Linked DNA regions of Homo sapiens: region 2 is linked to region 1. A link is a contact called in ENCODE Hi-C or POLR2A ChIA-PET data. All regions are on one chromosome and are shown on one strand. Each heading gives the region's core, a stretch centred on a gene start or an enhancer-like site at or near the end of the contact. The rest is flanking DNA. Distances are from core to core; before and after follow the strand shown. Region 1 holds the start of SERTAD2 (SERTA domain containing 2). Region 2 holds the start of LINC01816 (long intergenic non-protein coding RNA 1816).

The links. A loop is a pair of places that touch in the nucleus more often than their neighbours do. ChIA-PET counts read pairs that join two places held with the same protein, here RNA polymerase II (POLR2A). Pooled maps may share reads with other maps.
Region 2: a loop to region 1 is called in a pooled map, with 2.5 times the contacts of the local background. The contact joins the promoter of LINC01816 here to the promoter of SERTAD2 in region 1. A Hi-C loop is called at or near these places in 2 of 50 pooled maps. POLR2A ChIA-PET finds 5 or more read pairs at or near these places in 2 of 52 experiments (activated CD8-positive, alpha-beta memory T cell and naive thymus-derived CD4-positive, alpha-beta T cell).

What each region holds. Positions count from the first base shown.
Region 1 is chr2:64,651,158-64,657,658 of GRCh38, forward strand. SERTAD2 (SERTA domain containing 2) reads right to left here and starts at 2,756. Exons shown (of 2, transcript NM_014755.3): 1 at 2,463-2,756. LOC124907776 reads left to right here and starts at 2,914. Exons shown (of 1, transcript XM_047446580.1): 1 at 2,914-4,066. The coding sequence starts at 3,123. The coding sequence ends at 3,554. RefSeq lists silencers at 1,720-1,799, 2,100-2,429, 2,538-2,832, 2,570-3,389 and an enhancer at 4,171-4,330.
Region 2 is chr2:70,122,678-70,129,178 of GRCh38, forward strand. LINC01816 (long intergenic non-protein coding RNA 1816) reads right to left here and starts at 2,639. Exons shown (of 2, transcript NR_024444.1): 1 at 2,369-2,639; 2 at 1,359-1,748. RefSeq lists enhancers at 322-1,127, 1,128-1,933 and a silencer at 2,260-2,554.

The DNA of each region.
Region 1 (6,501 bases), core at 1,506-4,005:
ATATGTGAAATATAAAATAAAGCTTCATACTTTTTTTTCTGTGCTTTTTAACAAGAAACCACAGCAAAAGAAACCTCTCAAAGTTTCTGTTCCAGCTTTCACCTTTCTTAGTTACTAAAATGTAAAATATTTTGTCTGAGGGTAAACTTGTAGTATAATTGGACACTGATAATAAAAGTAGCATGCTGCAAGTTGATAGAAATTTTTATGTATTTGCATTCGAACATCTTCAAACTGCCTTCATACGTTTTGTAATGTTTTTTGTGTGTGATGCATGTGTGTGCCTTTCTAAAGTAGTGTTGTAACTTACTCTGCCATTGGAACCCTGTTTAAAATAGCAGATACCATAAGCTATCAGTCGCCACACAAATTTGAATGAGTTTTAAAATATCAAAATATGTGCTATTTTACTAGGCTCATTATCAGTAATAATTCAGTGTGTAGCAACTGGGCAAAATTCATATTTTAGCTTCTCAATTAAATAGAAAAGCTTTAAAGAGGGACAATTCAGCAAACAGAAGTGTAAAGATTTTCTAAATCTGAATTAATATCCTTCTCTTAGTTCTTCAAGGGAAACAAGCTTGAGCAGCTGTTACCTAAGACGCTGTGACATTCGCCTGACAATAAAACCGTTCCCTAGGACACCTCCTGTCACACATACACTTGGTTGGCTTTACAAAATGTGAGTCCTCTCCCTTACCTGTCTGAATGAAGTAAGGAAAAGGGCCGGGTGTTAAGGAAAAAGGGGGTTGGGGGATGTCAAATCCAAAATAAGATTTCTCATCTGAGAACAACATGGTTATGTATATTTTAATTAGGGGGTGAAACAAGTAAAAAAAAAAAACTGTTAAAGGATTCCAAACTTAATGAACGACATAAACAATTTTATATTAACATATAATACCCCTCTAAAGAAGTCAATGAAGCTAAAGGAAAACTTTTAAACATTTGTCTCTTTTAAATAAAAAGAAAAAAAACCCTGAAAAAATAAACAGAAAAGCAGAGATCCACAAACAAACTATTCTTGTTCACTCCAGAAGTTGGGATCTTAGGATGGATATTTTCATCTTCACAGCACACCCTAGCACACTCATATCAGAATAGACTGCTATAAAAAGGGGGAGGGATGGGAGCTGCCAGGGTGAGACATGCCTTCTGCTGAGCTGAGCAACTACCCCCAACCCCCATCGGCCAAGCAGCCCAGACGCTCTCAGGTGGACGGTCCTTCAGGGGCGGAGCGAAGCCCAAAGCCCACTTCACTCTTGTCAGGGACTAGTCTCTAACTACAAAAAGCTACTGTGAACACTTAGGGCCTCAGGAATCCTGGTGACTACAACTTCTAGCCTCTTTACACACATTATGGATATTTCTTAACATACATTGGGAAATCAAAAAGCGTATTTCATGAACAAAGCTTGAAAACATGTACTCTCTACCCTAAGCCCAACTGAGGCTGCCCAATTCGATTCAAATAAAAACTGCTGTGGTCTGAGGCTGGCTGTCTCACTCTGCTGACTGTCCTCCCCATTCAGTGTCTGTGAAAACTTACTTTCTACCTCCTGAAACGACTCGGCTTGCAAGCAAAAAGTTATTCCAATGCAAACTATACCTGATATTTTCGTGAAACTTAGAAACTAAACCTAAAACTCGACTCCCATCGCAATCTATTACTACCACTTCTGCTAAAGGTAACTTATAGCCAAGAAAACAAAACAAAATACGATTTTCTGTCCATGTAGTGGCCCTGTGACGACACCCCCTCTCTTACTGGTACAAAGTCTAGGGCTTGGGACAGCTGGCTCCCCTCAGCCCCCTCCCTTTCAGTCATAGGCGGTTACCACGAAGATGACTTGTAGATTTCTAACTTAAAAACCAACGAGACGTTAAGTTTAATATACATGTAGATCCCAAATCAATTCATTTGGGCATGGACGAAAGAAAAGAGGGTGGAGAGGAAGGTTTTCAACATTATTAAAAAAAACACCGGGAAATTCACAAAAACGCACTACAGTAAGTTGGATGCAAACCCGGCCACGGAACTCAAAAGTGAAGCAGCCTTCGCGCCAGCAATCCGAGCCTTAAAAAAAGTCTCGCACGTTCACAACAACACAACCGCCACAACGCGCACACACATCCCAGCTGTAGAGGCGACAGCTCCAGGCGCCCCCGCCCGCCGCTCGGCTCTCCGAGCTCCCGACCCCCTCCTGACCCCGGCCCTGCCCCCCAGCGGCTCAGCCCGCAGGCGCCGGGGGTCCGAGAGCGCGGGGCCCGGACCGGGGCCGCGGGAGGGAGCGCTCCTCCCGTACCTGCTCCGTCCCCGGCTCCCTCCCGCGGCGGCGCCCGGCCCCTCCTCCGCCCTCCGGGCTCTCCCAGCCCTGGCCGAGTCCCAACACCGGCCCCCCATCCACCCGGAGCCCCCCGCGCCCGCGGATCCCCTCCAGCCCGACGCCGGGAGAACTTACCACATGCAGCTCCACCTGGGAACTAACGCATCAGGAGGGGTTTCCGCCCACTCCTCAGCTACTCCCGCTCCATGCGGAGTGCCCCGCTCCAGGGGCCCGAGGGTGGCGCCGGGGAGCGGGCAGCAGGCGAGGCTGAAGCTAAGACTCCGCCGTTCTCTGCCTGCGCGCCCCGAGCATTATACAATGGTGGAGGCGGCGGCGGCAGGCAGCGGAGGAGGAAGCAGGAGGCGGGCGGAGGGGGCGCCCTGACCGAGCGAGCGGTACGTCGTGCTCCAGCACTCGCCGTGCAGGAGTGACGTGCGGCCCGCGAGCCTCCCGCGAGCTCCGGGCCCCGGCGCCGCAGGCCCCGCCCCTGGCCGCCCGACCCCGCCCCCGCCGGCCCCGCCCCGGCCCGCCTCTCCCCGGCGGTCCCGGGAGGCGCGATAAAGGCCGGGGCCGGCCGCGGCCGGCCGCGGCCGCAGGAGGAGCAGGAAGGGGCGGCGGGGCGCAGTGGGCGCCTGGTGGCAGCGCCGCCCCCAGCTCCCTGCCGGGCCGGCGCGCCCCTGATTTTCTCGTAAGGACGGGCTGAAAGAGGAGGGGAGACAGAAGGAGACACTCCGGCCCGAGGACCACCACTGCCACTAGTAACGCCCCCTACACACTCTAGAAGTGCTCAGGCGAATGACGAAGCGGCTGGTGACAAAGGCGGCGGCGAGTGCAGCGCGTGCACAGCCCGCGGAGCCGCGCGACCGCAAATATGACAAGCATTTGAGCTATTTGGCAACGTGGGGCCGGTCAGCGGGGCGGGCAGGGTCCCCGCGGGGGGCGAGGGGCAGAGAGCTGGCCCGGGCGCCCGTCTCGCTGCCTGCAGGGGTTCCTGGGCGGGGGTCCGCTGCGGGACACTCCTCCGAGGCCCGCACTGGTCCGAACGGCAGGATGGGGGCTCCAGCCGTGAGCCGGGGACAGAAAAAGTCCCTTGCCCGCGTGGCCTCAGCCCGACACGAGAAGTGGGTCACCAAGTCCACGGCACTTTGGGAGCCGGACCGAACGAGTTGCATCCTTCGGGGCCGGCCGGGGCTCGGTGCAGACCCGGCAGGAGGGAAGCCAAGCTAGGAGACGCAGCCAGGTCGGAGGCGCAGTCCTCTGCCCACAAGTTTCACATTGATAGCCTTTCCCTCCCGTGGAGTAAGCTTATGCTTGGAACTACTTAAATTTACCAGGGAAATTTATACTAGTTGGAAGAGAATGTGTGTATGCCCAAATGGTGAGAATTTAAGAGCACTAGGGAAAGAGGCCAGATAGATGGTTCCACTGGAAAATTAATGATTATTTTAAAAATTACACGTGCATTCAGCGTCAAGATGTAAAAGGCAATGCAGGCAGGCACCTTAAAATTTTGGCTGCCACCCCAATCAATATCATTTCAGATCACTTTGGAGTTTAATGGTCCACTATACTAGTTGTATTTAAGAATAATAAAGCTTTAAGACCTAACATAAAGGCGATTGTAAGTCGTTAACATCAAGAGAAATTTAGACTTGTTTAAACTGTTCTGTAATGATTTGTTATCAATCAAATTGATGATCTCATCGAAATTAAACTTGTGCTGAAATGTTGATAGAGGAGACAACGCTTCTTGTTTTATCTTTAAGGAGGATGGAAAAGGTTTTTACTGGACCCTCAGTATAATTAAAGTCTTATACAGTATAACCTAAGCCAAAAGCTAATTATTTGTGGATATCTTTGCAAAGTCTCATTATAATGGCATTCAAAATGACATATTATGGAAGCTGTGCTCACCGGCCCTCTGCAGGTCTTGCTCAGTTTGCGCCTGAGTGGCATAACATTCAAACATTTTGCTGTGAAGCGAAGATATTTTTCATTTCCAGAGTTCTGCAGTTTAGAGAGGGCATTAACTACTAACAGTTTCCTAACCACCCACTCACTTATACTTTCAGTGCTCACTTTAAGGAAAAGCCATTGAAATAGAAGCTGCAATAATCTCTTCCTGTGATATCTTTGTAGAGGAGGCCAGAGGCATTAGCTCTGTTGAATTTAAGGTGAATTTAAACTGCTATTTGTGAATTTAAACTGCTATTCTTGAATTAAAGTAAGCAGGAAGTTACACTTGCAGAACTTTTGTGACACTTGGATATTTTCTAGCAAATAGATTACACCAAATGCAGTGTTTCTGTATAAAATAACAGGATTTAAGTCAAAGTGACAATTTTGTGTCACTAGGATAGACAGGATTCTGCTGAAGTCCATAAGGTCTGTATTCTGTACCTGCTCAAACAAAGGTTTGCGCTCTTAACGAGACCAGCAACCTGCGTTTTTGGAGTGAAATAGTTTCCATCTCTTTATACCTCTGAAGGCTGTAACATCTTATCAATGTACACATTACAAATAGCTCCCACTTCCCCCACTTTTAGAATCTGGCATCTTTGACCAAGAAGTTAAAGTGAGCTGGCAGTTTCAACAGCTGCCAATGTGGTTAACACCAGCTGGTTAACCCTCTCCCTCCCCTTATGCAACCCCCTACCCCAAGGCTGAGCCACACATAGGCCAGGACAGCAATCTCTACCCAGCCCTAGAAATTCAAGTCTATGAGGATAAGGAAAGGCACTTTCCACACTTCTGAAGTCAGCTCCCTTCAGTATGCAATGACATGATTTGAAATATTTATTCAATAAAATATTATTTCAAATCATGTCATTGAATAAGCAGTGTTTAGTGAATATGTAAATTTTGTTCTCACTCTTTGGGAGATTTAAAAGCCCATTTAAGGGCTGGGTGCAGTGGCTCACACCTGTAATCCCAGCAATTTGGGAGGCCTAGATAGAAGGATCACTTGAGGCCAGGAGTTGACCATTCTGGCCAACATAGCGACACCCCCATCGCCACAAAAAATGAAAAAATCAGCCCTGCATGGTGATGCATGCCTATAGTCTTAGCTACTAAGGAGGCTGAGATGGGAGGATTGTTTGAGCCCAGGAGTTCAAGGTTGCAGTGAGCAATGACCACACCACTGCATTCCAATGTAGGTGAGATCTTGTCTCAAAACAAAATCCCATTTAAAATAATCCTACTCTGAGGGCCTCATCCAGAATTTAGAAGATCTGCCTCTCACTTTCATATAACATAACTTTAGAACAGTTATAAGAAATTAGGCTAGTCATCCACATTTAACTACCAGGAACATATCTGTTTAGGGAGAAAAGAAACATTTCTTTTATAAGTATAGAACTGTGATGGTAAATTTTAAAAATGCTCCTGAGTTTAATTTCAGAGAAGTACTTCTCGGCATCATTTTGTAGTTCTGGGTACTAGTTTACACTTCACTGCTTCTCCTTTGAAAGTTTCTGTGCCCTCACATCTTATAGACTAGTACACTAGTGCACTAACTGAAGGCCACTTTTGGCACTTAATTAGCACACACCAAAAACACAAGGGGCAAACTGGGTATATAAACTGAGAAACAAAGACTTTACAACAGGTTTTGAACTTAATTTCATTTTTCCTTTGCTTTTATTAAATTTTTATCTTTCAGGTTCCACCTGAAATGCCAGTAATGATCATCCATCTATATACCTTGCAAATATTGGTCTTGGTTTTATGGCAAAAAAGATAAATGTTTCAGTTATTAAATGAATTGTATAGAGCCAGCTAGGCTAAATAAGCTTTTCATGGAAAATACGGAGATCCTAACTGTGGACTCATCATTCGGATAAATGAATATTGGAATAAGTCTTCAAAATAAAGTTCTGGAAGTCACATCACCTAACTGATTAGCAAGGAGTCAATAGAGGATACAATGATTTGGAAAAGTAAATACTCTCGCAAAGATGGCACAGGCAGATTCAGTCCTTTTCAGCCACTAACAATTTAAAACAATTCTATTGAAGCAGCAAGTGAACTCCTCTACTTCTGCAAACTTTTCTCCATCTCTTCTTCCACCTGCTTTTGTCATGGTTTTTTTCTGCTCCTCCCTGAAGTCACAATTCATAAAAGCAGAACTACAGCTCCAGTGAAGGCCCCTTTGCAAAGCTTTCCATGTTGT
Region 2 (6,501 bases), core at 1,389-3,888, 5.5 Mb after region 1:
ATTTTATTTTTGTAGAGACGGGAGTCTTGCTATGTTGCCCAGGCTGGTTTTGAACTCCTGGGCTCAAGTGATCCTCTCGCCTCGACCTCCCTAAGTGCTAAGTGTTGGGTTTATAGAGATGAGCCACCATGCCTTCTTTTCTTTTTTTTTTTTAATTCTGTTTTGCAAAGAATATCCCTCTTGCCAGCATCTGAATAATATCTATCTTTACTATTATTTATGTGTGTAAATAGCTTTACAGTTCACAAAGCATTTTCTTATATAATGTCTCATCTAATCAACACAGCAACACTATGAAATAAGTTACTATTTCCATTTTACATTTGGGGAAATTAAGCTCAGAAAGGCCATGTGACATGTTCAAGATAACACATTTAGTGTCAGAGCTGGGACGTGGACCCGGGTCTTGGGACTCCCGAAACCATATCCTTTACCGTGGGCAAAGTGCTATGCTGAGGTCTTACCACACACATAGATGGCACTGGAAGAAGGGCAAGTATGGAACAGCACCCCAGGCAGAGTGGGCGATGCCACTGGTAAGATACAGAGAAAGTACTACACACAGTGGCGTTGCAAGGACAGAGCAGTTCCTCCCACAAAGGGCATGCAGTAGGCTTTGGGAAGAAACGTGGCCAAGTCGGGTCTTCAAAGGTGAATAGGATCTAGATATTCAGAATAAGAGGGCTTTCCACAGGCTCAGTGAATGGGAAAGGAAAGTGTGGCTGATTGGGGAAAGCGCTAGCACAGGGAGCAAGAGATGGGGCGTGGCTGGGGAGGAATGGAATTGTAATTCTAGCCTCACAAAGGCTAGAGCCAGCAGGGCCTTGGGATCATGTGGGGAGGAAACCAGAGATGTGTGGAACAATTTGCTGAAGGCAGAACCAGGCAGGGAAAGGGCAGGGTCAGGTTCGTACCCTTGCCTCTGGCCACCAGGGCCAATGCTCCTTCCCTGCAGTAAACCCGATTAATCTCCTCAAACTCAGGTGCCATTTCCTTGGAATAGTATTTACCGCGGGGCGCGGTGGCTCACGCCTGTAATCTCACGCTTTGGGAGGCTGAGGTGAGAGGATCCCTTGAGCCTAGGGGTTCGAGACCAGCCTGGGCAACATAGCGAGACCCTGTGGTTAAAAAAAAATTAAAATTAGCCAATAGTGGTGGCACGCGCCTGTAGTACCAGCTTCTTGGGAAGCTGAGGCAGGAGGATCACCTGTGCCCAGAGAGGGCGAGGCTGCAGTGAGCCATCATCGTGCCACTGTACTCCAGCCTGGGCGACAGTTCGAGACCTTTTCTCAAAAAAAGAAAAAAAAAAGTTGTTCAAGTTGTGTAGTGCACGGGAGGAAAGAAGTATGACAATAACATAGGACAGCAGCCGGCTCTTTTTTTCATCAGGATGTGGAGAGTGGGCGCCTTGGGAAGACGAAATTGAGTATGTGCGGGGGAGGGGTCATATGAAACAAGGTCGGGAAGGGGGCGGGGAGAGCTGGGGCTCTGGAGGAGCTTGGGGCTCGCGCTGCGGGGGAGGAAGCGCCTTCCGCGGTCGCTGGGGGGAAGTGGTTAGGAGGAAGCACGGGCAGTGGAGGGGACTGCTGGAGGGTCCCATCTGGGAAAGCAGGCACGGATGCGGGGACATTTCCGCCCGTCACCCTGGCAAAGCGCTCGCAGGGCTGGAGGGACAGAGTTCTCAGATCCAAGTAGAGAAAACCGGGAACGGTTCCGGCTCTGGGGACTGACATTCATCGCGGCAGTTTCTGGTGGCAAAACAGAGGAAACAAAGGAATGATGAAATGAACTGAGCTGCCTTCATGCCCCGGATGAATGTTCAGCCATTAGAAAAGAGTGAATCCCAGCTGGGATTTGGGGTTCCACGGTGTACTAGAAAAGCAAAACAAAGAGAAGCGCCTACTAGATGCCATCTTGGAAAACAAAAGCAAACGTGTGTGTGTGTGTGTGTGTGTGTGTGTGTGATGTTACATGGGCATGGGGAAATTACGGAAGTAAATACTAATGCTTGTGGCCGGGCGCGTGGCTGACGCCTGTAATCCCAGCACTTTGGGAGGCCGAGGCGGACGGATCACGAGGTCAGGAGATCGAGACCACGGTGAAACCCCGTCTCTACTAAAAATACAAAAAGTTAGCCGGGCGTAGTGACGGGCGCCTGTAGTCCCAGCTACACGGGAGGCTAAGGCAGGAGAATGGCGTGAACCCGGGAGGCGGAGCTTGCAGTGAGCCGAGATCGCGCCACTGCACTCCAGCCTGGGTGACAGAGCGAGACGCCGTCTCAAAAAAAAAAAAAAAAATACTAATGCTTGTGTAAATTGGGATGGTGGAAAATGAGGAAGAGGGCGGCAGGGGAATCCTTAGTACTTACAGAGAAAACGGAGCAAGTGTACAAGCACGCCAACCCCCCCGGTGCCCAAGCTCGGCGCTCACGCGGCTAGGATGACGCCCGTGGGACGCCCCAGGGGCCCTGCTCGCAGCCACTCTGCTCAGGGTCATTTATAGTCTCTCCGTTCTTTGTTAAATAAAGACGGTGAGACACGGACGGGCTGGAGCCGGCAGGGGTAGTGGAGGGCAGAGGGGACGGGTCGGGGCGCCCCTCGCTCCTGCCACGCTGCCGCCGCCCCAGACAAAGACAGCTGCGTACGGCGGGAGCGCAGGGGCGCCTGCGCGCAGGGCCTAAATCGCCTGTCCCGTCTCCCCCTGACGCCCACACACCCAAGCGGCAGCCCACTCCCCTTCTACCCCGCAGCCATTTGCTTCCCACCCCTTGATTTTCTTTTTTCTTTTCCCCTCCCCTCAGCATCCCCCCAACCTCCTCTGATACACTTTGGCTAATTGTCTAATGAATTTACCTATTCTAGGTATTTCGTATAAGTGGAATCATATAATATTCGTCCTTCTGTGTCGGCTTATTTTGCTTAGTACAAGGTTTTTTATTTTTTATTTTTTTTTCTTTGAGACACGGTCTCGTTCTGTCGCCCAGGCTGGGGCACAGTGGCGCTCAGCTCACTGCAACCTCCACCTCCGGGTTTCAAGTGATCCTCCCACCTCAGCCTCCCAAATAGCTGGGACTACAGGTGCGCTGCCACCACTGCCTAGCTAATTTTTGTATTTTTGGTAGAGACCAGGTTTCGCCATGTTGCCCACGCTGGTCTCCAGCTCCTTAGCTCAAACGATCCTCCTGCCACAGCCTCCCAAAGTGCTGTAATTACAGGCGTGTGAGCCACCATGCCCGGCCACTTAGCATAATCTTTTCAAGGTTCATCCCTGCTGCAGCACGTATGAGAACTTCATTTCTTTTATTGTATTTGTGGTAATATGTACACAACATAAAGCTTATTTTAATCAATTTTTAAGTGTACAGTTTAGTGGCACTAAATAGTCACGTGGTTGTGCACTCACCACCATCATCCATCTCTAGAACTCTTCCATCATCCTAAACTGAAACTCTGTACCCGTGAAACAACTCCCTCATTCCCCTCTACCCAGCTCCTGGCAACCACCATTCTACTTTCTGTCCCTGTGCACTTGGGAGCATCACCTTTCTGGGACATCTGCAACGGTTCTCTGGAGGATTGTCTCCCCTTTTTTAAAAATTTATTTTCTTTTCTTTCTTTCTTTTTTTTTTTTGGTAGAGAAGGGGTTTCACTTCATTGCCCAGGCTGGTGTCCAACTTCTGGGCTCAAGGAATCTGCCTGCCTTGGCTTCCCAAAGTGTTGGGATTACAAGCATGAGCCACTGTGCCCCGCCTGTGGTCTCATTTTGGAGGGCAAGAGGGATAGAGATAGCCATAACCTGGAGAATATTGAGATGTGGACAACAAGGATGACAAAATTTGGTCCTATGAGAAATCATCTGTGAGGAAGAGTGGAGAGAACTGAGCTTGTTCAAGACAGTGAGGTCCTGGGATGATCTCAATTCATGTAAGAAAACCAGGAAGCAAGGAGGTTTCAGTTTATCAACAGATTTAAAAGGCGCAAGCCTTTTGATATAACTAGAGAAGAGAAGACTCAGGTGATCACACAGACTGTCTTCACCCAAGTGAAGGATGATTATGTAGGAAAGTGGATAGAAGATGCTGTCAACAGAAATGTAAACAGAATCATGTTAACAATTTTTCAGTAGGCACTTTTTTTTTTTTTTTTGAGATGGAGTCTTGCTCTGTTGCCCAGGCTGGTGTGCAGTGGTGCGATCTTGGCTCACTGCAGCCTCCTGGGTTCAAGCGATTCTCCTGCCTCAGCCTTCCGGGTGGCTGGGATTACAGGCATGCCATCATGCCCGGCTAATTTTTGTATTTTTAGTAGAGACAGAGTTTCACCTTGTTGGTCAGGATGGTCTCAAAACTCTTGACCTCAGGTGATCTGCCTGCCTCAGCCTCCCAAAGTGCTGAGATTACAGGCGTAAGCCATCACACCTGGCCAATTTTTAAATTAATAATGAGAGGCTGGGCATGGTGGCACACACCTGTGATTCCAGCTACTCAGAAGGCTGAGGTGGGAGGATCGTTTGAGCCCAGGAAGTTGAGGCTGCAGTGAGCTGTGTTCACACTAGTGCACTCCAGCCTGGGTGACAAAGCAAGACCCTGTTGAAAAAAAAATTTTTTAATAATGAGATATCTGACATTCTTTTTTTTACACTTGGTCTCTGAAATCAGGCTGGCTACATGTGAAGTGCTCTATAGCTACCTGCGGTCACTGTATTGGACAGTGCAGGGTTGGAAACTGGACTTAGGAGTCAGGGCTGGGTTCAAGCCCCACATTCCATCCCTTACTAGGCTGGGTAACTAGGCACATTACTTAGCCTCTCCTATTTCTGTTTCTTCATCTACAAAATGAAACTAAAAATAGTACCTACTTTATAGGGTAATTTTGTGGATTAATGGCACATGAAGCATATGGTGCATGTTCAGTAAATGTTGGCGATTATTAGCAGTAAATTTGGTGGTTATTGAATTAGTGACATTGCAGTATCACTGTTAGGGTGACCTCCATTCCCATCAGATGATGTGGCTTGAAGCTATTCCAAACGGGCAAGGTTAAAAAACAATAGGCAAACTGGGAAAACCTATTTGCAACACACATGAAAACAAAATGTTGTTATTCTTGCTATGTAGGAAGTGCTTGCAAATAAATAAGAAAATGAATACCAATGGAAAATTCAAAAGAAACAAACATCTGAAGTGATTTTTTTTAAAGACCCACTTTAAATAAGTTCAACTCTCCTTGGAATCAGACATAAAAATAAACAAAAGACATTTTTTGTTGTTGTTGAGTAACAGATCAACAGCCAGAATTTGGTGGCACCTAATATTGAAGAAGGTGTGGGGAGATACCTTCTCTTTTTAAATAAAGATTTCCTGAAGTTTCCATTGTTATATCTGACCACAGACTATCCAGAGAAACAAGCTGAGTTCTTGCTTCAAGGAGGAACTAGCCAGAGAGCCTTTTCTACCCACTTTTTCCCTTGTCCAGATAAAGCTAAACAGCCAACAAACCCCTCCTAGCAAGTTGACTTTTTTCTTGTCATGTGTGCAGACTCTGCACATTAGCTTTGCTAATAGTCCTTTACCACAGGTGTTGACATTTCACGTGGCTTGAAATAGCCCCCAGCATTGTTCTACATTTGGACAGGGCTGACATACTTAAGCCACAATACCCCCAGAATATTATTAGGCTTCTGGCTACCTCCTTCAGGAATGTTTTATCTGCCAGCAGGATTGGCTACATAATTTTTGGGGCCCAGGGGAAAATGAAAATATGGGCCCCTTTCTCATAAAAGGATGAAAAAAGCCCTTTCATTTTTTCTACAGTCTCTCTCTCAACCTGTCATGATGTTTTTATTTACTATTTATTGTTGTACTCCCTTGGACATGGAGATACTTCAGAGGTCAGTGCAGGCCCTCACAGATGCCCAGGACCATGCCGCAAGACAGCATGCATTTTCCAGTTTGGGAAAGCTTTTTTTTTTTTTGACACGGAGTCTCACACTGTCACCCAGGCTAGAGTGCAGTGGTGCGATCTCCGCTCACTGCAAGCTCCACCTCCCGGGTTCACACCATTCTCCTGCCTCGGCCTCCCGAGTAGCTGGGACTACAGGTGCCCGCCACCATGCCTGGCTAATTTTTTGTATTTTTAGTAGAGACGGGGTTTCACCATGTTAGCCAGGATGGTCTCGATCTCCTGACCTCGTGATCCACCCGCCTCGGCCTCCCAAATTGTTGAGATTACAGGCGTGAGCCATGGCGCCCGGCCCAGTCTGGGAAAACTTGATGGGGAGTGGGGTGAAGAGACTAATGCTTTTTTTTTTTATTCAAGATGGAGTTTTCACTCTTGTTGCCCAGTGCAATGGCGCAATCTCGGCTCACTGCAACCTCCGCCTCCCAGGTTAAAGTGATTATCCTGCCTCAGCCTCCCATGTAGCTGGGATGACAGCTGCCCACCACCATGCCCAGATAATTTTGTATTTTTTTTTTAGTAGAGACGGGGTTTCACCATGTTGGCC